Regions from separate parts of the Mus musculus genome. Here regions 1 and 3 are each linked to region 2. A link is a loop called in an ENCODE intact Hi-C map of the cell type or tissue named here. Cell type or tissue: left cerebral cortex. All regions are shown on one strand. Region 1 overlaps Gm40108 (a long non-coding RNA gene). Region 2 has its middle 49 kb from the start of Gm40107. Region 3 has its middle 1.5 kb from the start of Gm40108.

The links. A loop is a pair of places that touch in the nucleus more often than their neighbours do. Peaks named below come from ENCODE experiments on the same cell type or tissue, not always from the same donor. Only the 100,000 strongest peaks of a DNase experiment are listed, where the experiment ranks them.
Region 1: it touches region 2 in a loop (3-fold over the local background); 22 of 42 quality-filtered maps call a loop at or near these places.
Region 3: it touches region 2 in a loop (5-fold over the local background); 23 of 42 quality-filtered maps call a loop at or near these places.

What each region holds. Positions count from the first base shown.
Region 1 is chr3:100,909,851-100,912,350 of GRCm38, reverse strand. All of the region lies in intron 2 of Gm40108 (a long non-coding RNA gene), which reads right to left. Among named protein-coding and RNA genes, the nearest start is that of Gm40108, 2.2 kb to the right of the region's middle. In left cerebral cortex, no CTCF peak of the experiment used is centred here; DNase peaks (open chromatin) are centred at 664 and 1,541.
Region 2 is chr3:100,767,189-100,769,688 of GRCm38, reverse strand. No RefSeq gene overlaps it. Among named protein-coding and RNA genes, the nearest start is that of Gm40107, 49 kb to the left of the region's middle. In left cerebral cortex, a CTCF peak has its summit at 1,469 (motif pointing left); a DNase peak (open chromatin) is centred at 1,359.
Region 3 is chr3:100,906,139-100,908,638 of GRCm38, reverse strand. No RefSeq gene overlaps it. Among named protein-coding and RNA genes, the nearest start is that of Gm40108, 1.5 kb to the left of the region's middle. In left cerebral cortex, a CTCF peak has its summit at 1,484; no DNase peak of the experiment used is centred here.

The DNA of each region.
Region 1 (2,500 bases), 140 kb before region 2:
ACAAGTACATGACCACACACACAAGTGCATGAACACATACACAAGTGCACGCCCATGTACACACACAAGTCCATGCACACACAAGCCCCCCACACAAAGAAGTTCATGCTCACACACACACAAGTACATGTCCCCCCCAACTGCATGCCCATACACACAATCACACACAAGTACATGTCCCCCACAAGTGCATGCCCTTATACACACACAAATGCATGCCCCCACACAGAAGTGCATGACCACACACACACAAGTGCATAGCCATGTACACATACACACAAGTGCATGCCTCCCACACACACAAGTTCATGCCCATACACACTCAGAAGTGTATGCCCATACATACACACAAGTGCATGACCACACACACAGTGTATGCCCATGTACACACAAGTGCATACTCCCCCCACGTGCCACATGTGCCGTTCACACTATTCTGCTTTGTCTGCAGGATTTTGGGGGCTGCATGGCTTTTGTTTTTATACTTGAACCCCCTTCTGACTTTTCTTTCCCTTCCTTTGGCAGAGCTATTAACACACACACACACACACACACACACACACACAAACGGTCTCTCCCCTCACTCCACTGAGTGGTAGACCTTGAGAATGACCATAAAAGGACAGGCTGTGGTTGAATGCAGCATCTCTTCTAATTCAGATGACGACAGCCAACTTTTCCGAGCACAGGTCGCCCACAGCTTAGTAACAGCATTTCCAGCATGAGTAGATTATAATACATCATAGTATATAGAGACGTTAATACATTAGTTCCAGAGATGTGGGAGGAAATATAAATAATGTTCCCAGCTGCAAGAAAATATAAATCTCCCTCACCTACTCAGGCAGAGCCTAGCTATGCATTCTAGATTGACAGCAGCTATTTTTCCTTAAGTACCTATTTCCTAAGAAGCATTTAAATCAGCACTCATTTTAATAAAATGTTCATTTATTTGCGCGGTATGTAGAACCTGGAAGAACTTTCTATCTTTTGCACTGAGGCAACATTTCCTATTTCCTTCTCTTATTTAATGAGCAACACATGTCGTTTTCCAGAATTTCTGATGTAGCCAAGCCCTTCTGCCCTCAACGTTCCGTGTTGCTCTGCTAAGAAAATGGTTGCTGTGGATCTGTGGTAGGTCTGAACTGAGGTGGGGGTACAGGATGAGGCTGCCAAATATTTGTATATGAGGGGCTGAGAGACAGCAATCTTGGTGGAAAGGCTTAGAACAGCGGTTCTTGCGGGTGTTGAATGGCCCTTTTACGAGGGTCGCCTAAGACCATCTGAAAACAGATATTTCCATTATGATCCATAACAGTGGCAAGTTTATAGTTATGAAGCAGCAACAAAAGTAATTTGATGGCTGGGATCACCACAGCACGAGGAACTGCATTAGGAAGGCTGAGAGCCACCGTGGGCTTGGAGACTGGCTTGGAAGCTGCTTTTATTGAACAAACAGCAGTTTGTCCTCATTTTGTACAAGGCTTGGAGCAATGCTGCCCTCCGGAGTTGGGGAGTTAGGAAGAGTAGAGGACGGTCCTGGCAGAGCATCCCACACAGCCACTTCCCAGTCCCCTGCTTTGCTATGTGGGAATCAGCTGCCTCGTGCAGCTGTTACTCACTTGAAAAATGGTTAGTCCAAATTCAGATATGCTGTATAAAGTATGTGCTGACTTTCAAAGATTTATAGTGGGGAAAAGGATGTGAAATAGGTCATTGGTTGTTCATTGGGATGGCACACTTTTACATCTATTTTCATGATTTTAAAGTATAAACTTGTCTGCATGGTTCCGTGTCTGGACAAGTGTTAGGTACACCCCTGCTCTCTCTCTCCATCTTGCCGTCAGAGGCAACGTCTCTCACTTGAACCCAGAGCTCACCTAATCGAGCCAGCTAAGAAGGCAGCCATATCCACCTAACATCTATGTGGGCACTGGGGATCTGGACTCTGGGCCTCACGTTGACACAGCTTGCCGTTTGCCCCCGAACTATCTCCTGGTTGTAGCATAAATAAACATTTAAAAGAACAGTTTTAGCTTCACAGCAAAATTGAGTGGATAATGTTTCTCCCAATGTAAGACACCCTCCCACCCCCAACATCCTGCACCACAGTGACGTGTCAGTGTGTGAACTGAAGTCATGGTGTAGTCACTTGAATGTCACGGTTTGCATCAGGGTTCACACTGGCGGCTTATGTTCTATAGGTTTTGACAAATGCACAACATGATTCAGCCACCACAGAGTCAGTCTCCAAAGTCCCCTGTGCAGCATCTCCTCCGCTGGTCCTCTTTCCAGTCTCCTGGCAACCACTGGCATCTTTACCTACCTCCACTCATGCCCCTTTTCCCAGAGTGTTATGCAGATGGACTCAAAAAGTCAGCATCTACACTGATTGTCTCTGCTGTCCCTCCGATCCGAGTGTCCTTCATGTCACCTCACAGCTTGGTAATTTCATGGCTCGATGGCTACCTCCTCCTTCTCTTCCTTCTCCCTTTCTCTC
Region 2 (2,500 bases):
TTGGGGTAGGAGTATCAGACCTGCTGGCTCTATGGCTCAAACTCAGCATTTTCTGTCTTTGGGGAGGTAAGATACACATGGTTTGAAATCTACATTGTATAGGAGGCAATGACTAAGGTCATTGCAAAGAATTAGGACCTTGACAGGTGTTCCAGTCAGCTGGGAACAAGGACCATGCATTCTTGGCCCAAGAAAGGTTATAGGAAAACTTGAATCTGCGAAATAGTCTGATGAGAAGAAAAGCTCCTCCTATAGAAACCCAACCCTGGAGCCTGAACTCTGCTTGAGGGTAGAAAATGTAGCCAGCTGTTGTGAGCATAACCGGCAAATTCCTAGGGTGGTCAGCAGAGGAAAGCGACATTCTAACAGCTGAAGCTCCTCTAGGCACGTTCAGGGCCATGGCCTGATTTAGTATGATTTGGGTTTAGTATGGTTATTTGTGTGTGTGTGTGTGTGTGTGAGAGAGAGAGAGAGAGAGAGAGAGAGAGAGAGAGAGAGAGAGAGAAAGAGAAAGAGAGACAGAGACAGAGAGACAGAGACAGAGAGAGACAGAGAAAGAGAAAGAGATTGTTTATAAATGAAAGGGAGAGGATGGGAGCTTGGAGAGTGGCTCAGTGGTTAAAAGCCCTCTCTCTTTCTTCTCTCTCTCTCTCTCCACTCCTTCCCACTTACTCCTCCCTATACCCCTTTCTCTTTGCAAAATTATCTGTAACTAGTCAACATTTTCTTCTGGCCTTCAAACACACACACAAAAGCACACACACACATGCACACACACACAACTCATGAACACACACTCAAACACACACGTGTACACATACGCACAGCATGAGTCTTTATAAGAGGGTTTTTTTGTTTTTTGTTTTTTTGTTTGTTTGTTTGTTTGTTTTTTTGTTTTTTTAGTTTAGGGAACAGGAAGAGATAGAAACTGCACCCAGGTGCAGTGCCTAGCATTCGTTACCTGCTTGCTAGTCTCTGAATGGGAGATGAAAGCAAGCTCAAAGAGGAAAATATCCCTGCTGAAGACCAACTTAGGCTGGCTGTGTGTGTGTGTGTGTGTGTGTGTGTGTGTGTGTGTGTGTGTGCGCGCGCGCGCGCGCGCGCACATCTGTAATCCCCAGCCCTGGGAGCTGAGGCCTCAGCTCAAGGAGCTGCTACTATAGGCTCGGGCCTGTTCCCTTTCTAACCTGCTTTTGGTTCCCTGGATGCCTCAGTCAGCTCCTTTATGATAATCCCCTGCTGCTCCCACTTCCTCCGGAAGCTGGCAAATGCATAATGAACGGTCTGAAGTGCCTGCTTTTGACAACAGCGAGGGGCTTGTTCCCGAGATGACATTTGAACTGTGTATGGATCGCTCTGTCAAAGGACAATCCAAGAGAAGCCTCCAGACTCAGTGTTTCTGTGTTTATTCCAAACTCACTTTAGGGATTTCATGTGCCATCTTAGGTCCTCTGCTTCCCTCTTCTGGTCAACTGGAAGGAATCTTTTATAGCTGTTGACAACACTGGGGTGGGAATTAATACTAATATCTCACCCTAACGATCACTTTTCGGTCAGTAAGTGACACCAAGAAGGGGGATAAGTAAACATGGCATCATTGTACGTTCACAGCAGGACCATCGTGACATCTATTTACCATTCAGACTGTAGGGAAATTATTAACACAGTTGGTCCCAGATGTATCACTTGTAAAACCATGAAGTAAAAAAAGTTACACACGTACTCCCCCCCCCCCCAAAAAAAAAGTACTAAGAGTTTTAAATAGCACTGTGAATTCCTAGGGAGATAGATTCTGTAGTTCTAGATCAATGATTTTTTTTTTTTTGAAGTAGTATCCTAAGGGCTAAGATGTCACTCTGCAAAACACTCCAGGGAGCCATGTGACTGTAGACTCTGAGGGGTGAACTCAAGAAGAAAGATCGCATTAGAAACCACTATGGCAGCCTGAGGAATGAATGCCTTTTCAGTTGATAATAGACTTAATCTTAATCAAATAGTTTCGAGTTGAAAAGGATTTCAAAGGCCTTAAAGCAGTGTTTCTAAACCTGTGTGTGGGTCGAGAGCCCCTTGGGGTCAAATATCAGACATTTACATTACAATCTATAACAGTCACAAAATTACAGCTATGAAGTAGCAACAAAAATAACTTTATGGTTGGGGGTCACCACAACATGAGGAACTGTATTAAAGGGTTGCAGCACTGGGAAGGTTGAGAGCCACTGCCCTAAAGTTTCCTAGAGTTCAGACTCTTGTGTTGTGGCTAAGGGAACTGAGATCAAAAGCCACAAAAAAAAAAAAAAGTGTGGCCCTATGAGCAATCGAACAGCATTCAACTGTGAAGAAAAATGGACCCCTGACACTTGGGGAAATAGATGCAACTGACATCATTATACTGAGCGAAATAAGTCATACTCAGAGAGAAATACCATTTTCCTGCACATTTATGCTTTATAGTTAGATCAATCTACCTCTGCACTCGGGGTGTGTGTGTGTGTGTGTG
Region 3 (2,500 bases), 140 kb before region 2:
CCCCTCTCTGCACTGTAGTTCTGCTCTGGGTCCCTGTTGGAGACACCATGGGGAAGATCCAGCAGCTACCGGTGTTTGTTACACATCTTAGCAAATATTGTTACCACTTCCCCAAGTCATTTGTGTTCTCTCTGCCTCTTTCTCTCTTTTCTCTCTGTCTCTACTGCAGTAGCTTGGTGAAGGATACATAGGTCTTTATTGCACCACTTTCCCAGATGTTTTATTTGTTTACTTTGAAACAGGGCTACACTGTGTGACACAGGCTGGCTAGAGATTCATCATCCTCCTGCCTCAGCCTCCCGAGTGCTGGGTGTGCACCACTGCCATACTCACTTTCAGATAGCTTCTGAAACAGAAGTGAGGTAACATGACGTCACCCGCATACCTCTACCCACCTCTGCTCTGGTCTCTTCTGGTGCCCCGTGGGACACAGCTTCTTTCATGTCTAGTTCCATGCACTTTCTAACCCGTTTATATGGAACCTCTCACCTGGCCTCTTTCTGTAGCCTTCACACAGCCTTTGCCTGGATATTTCCCAGAAGCCTTTTAGTCCCATTTCCTCCAGGAAGTCTTCCATGACCACCCAACCCTACTCATGTCTAGATTAAGCTCCCAAATATATTTGAATGCCTGTAATTATCTTCACACATCATCACACCTATTAAGTTTATCTTTGCTGCACCGTGAGTGTTTTAAAGGCAAAAATTATATATATTAATATATATATTAATTCTCTTGCAGCTTACGGGGCTTCATAACAATATTTATTTTTAATTTTTTTCTCATGAAATGCACAGTTGTTTTATATAATTCCATTCCAAAGGACAAAGGAAAAAAATCTATGTTTTATTTGCTTTGTAAAGCTTTACTGCTGATAACAGTATTTCAGATTAGACTTTTATAAAATATTAAAATCAGCTCCCAGATCGCCATTATTATCCTTGTAAAAGTCTCTGTGAAATATCCCTGACAATGCCGTGAAAACCTGGGCATTTCAGCCCCAGCAGAGCTCTGTTTAGGTCTCTGTACTGTAGTGTTCTGCAGAAGCCGCAAGGGAAGCAGCAGTCATGGGGATGGGTGGGAACCAGGGCACTGTGTGAGGGTGCAAGGACAGAGCATTAGGGACTCGGGAGGTCACTGAGAGAGACACTTACGTGAAACCAATGAAGACAAAGAACTATGAAGATATATTTATCTTTCTATCTCTCTATATCTATCTATCTATCTCTCTCTCTCTCTCTCTCTCTCTCTCTCTCTACCTATCTATCATCTATCTATCTATCTATCTATCATCTATCTATCTATCATCTATCTATCTATGCCATATATATGTATGTCCACAGGCACTGTAAGGTAGGTCTTATTAGTCTCACACACTAGGTTTCCACTCTTGTAACAATAGGTTCCAGATAATCAAGAAGGAAAGATTCTTTTGATTCTCCATTCAGAGGTTTCAGTCTGCCGTCAATGGCCTGGTGGTGGCGCTGATCTGTGTCTTTTTACCTGGTGACAACTGGGAAGCAGGCTGCAGAACAGGGAGCAGTGAAAGAGCTGGTAACCATTCAGCCTCCAGCCACCCTCAGCCCACAGAGGCTCCATCACCTTCCAGCAGGGTGCACATGACTGGCAACAAGGCCTGTGTGGGCCTTCGGGGGTATTTACAATCCAAATCACAGCATCCTGTTGTCAAAACAATGTAAAGACAAACAGGAATGCATTGCTAGAGTCACTCTGTTGTGTTCTCTAGAGTTGGAGACACATCATCCTATCTGGGGCCCACAAGCGTTTTGTCTACAGCTCCTTCCCAGATTCCACACCCCGTATAAAGTGGCACCCCATATAAAATAGCACCCCGTATAAAATGGTGTAGGTAGAACTTGGGCTGTGGTTTCATTTTCCACCAGCAGGATTCCAGACTGATCATTCCTCAGATGAAATGAGTGAGATGAGGTTAAGCCAGAGGCTTATCTAGTATACTTAATGTAATACTATATACATATTAGTATATACAGTATAATATAGATTATATATGCAGAGGACCTTGCAGAATTACTCCATCAAGCTAATTACTACACATGCTGAGAAAGACTTGTTATTCTCAGTCTCCACTTCTTCATTTCTATATTTTGAGCTAAATCTAGTGAATGCTGGAGGCCAGCCCCGGTGATGGCCAGCCCTGGTGATGACCAGGCCCTGCAGAAGAGATAAGGGGTCTGTGAGGGAGGGGTGAGTCAGGCACGGGGTCGGGGGACTCTTGCAGCCTGACCGACTGGCAGTCCAGGTGTTTCCTTATTTATACAGAGCTCAGCAGGCAGGGATAGATTCATGTTGTTCCAAGACATAGATCCTATCACGTTGTCCCTTGACACAGGTTTTAACTTCCTCTTGGTCATAAGTTTAGTCATCACTGATAAACCGTAACAGAACAGTTGGCTTTTACAATCATTTCCCCTCACCAACCCACAGCCCAGCTTTTAAGAATCTAGAGGCATATTTTGCC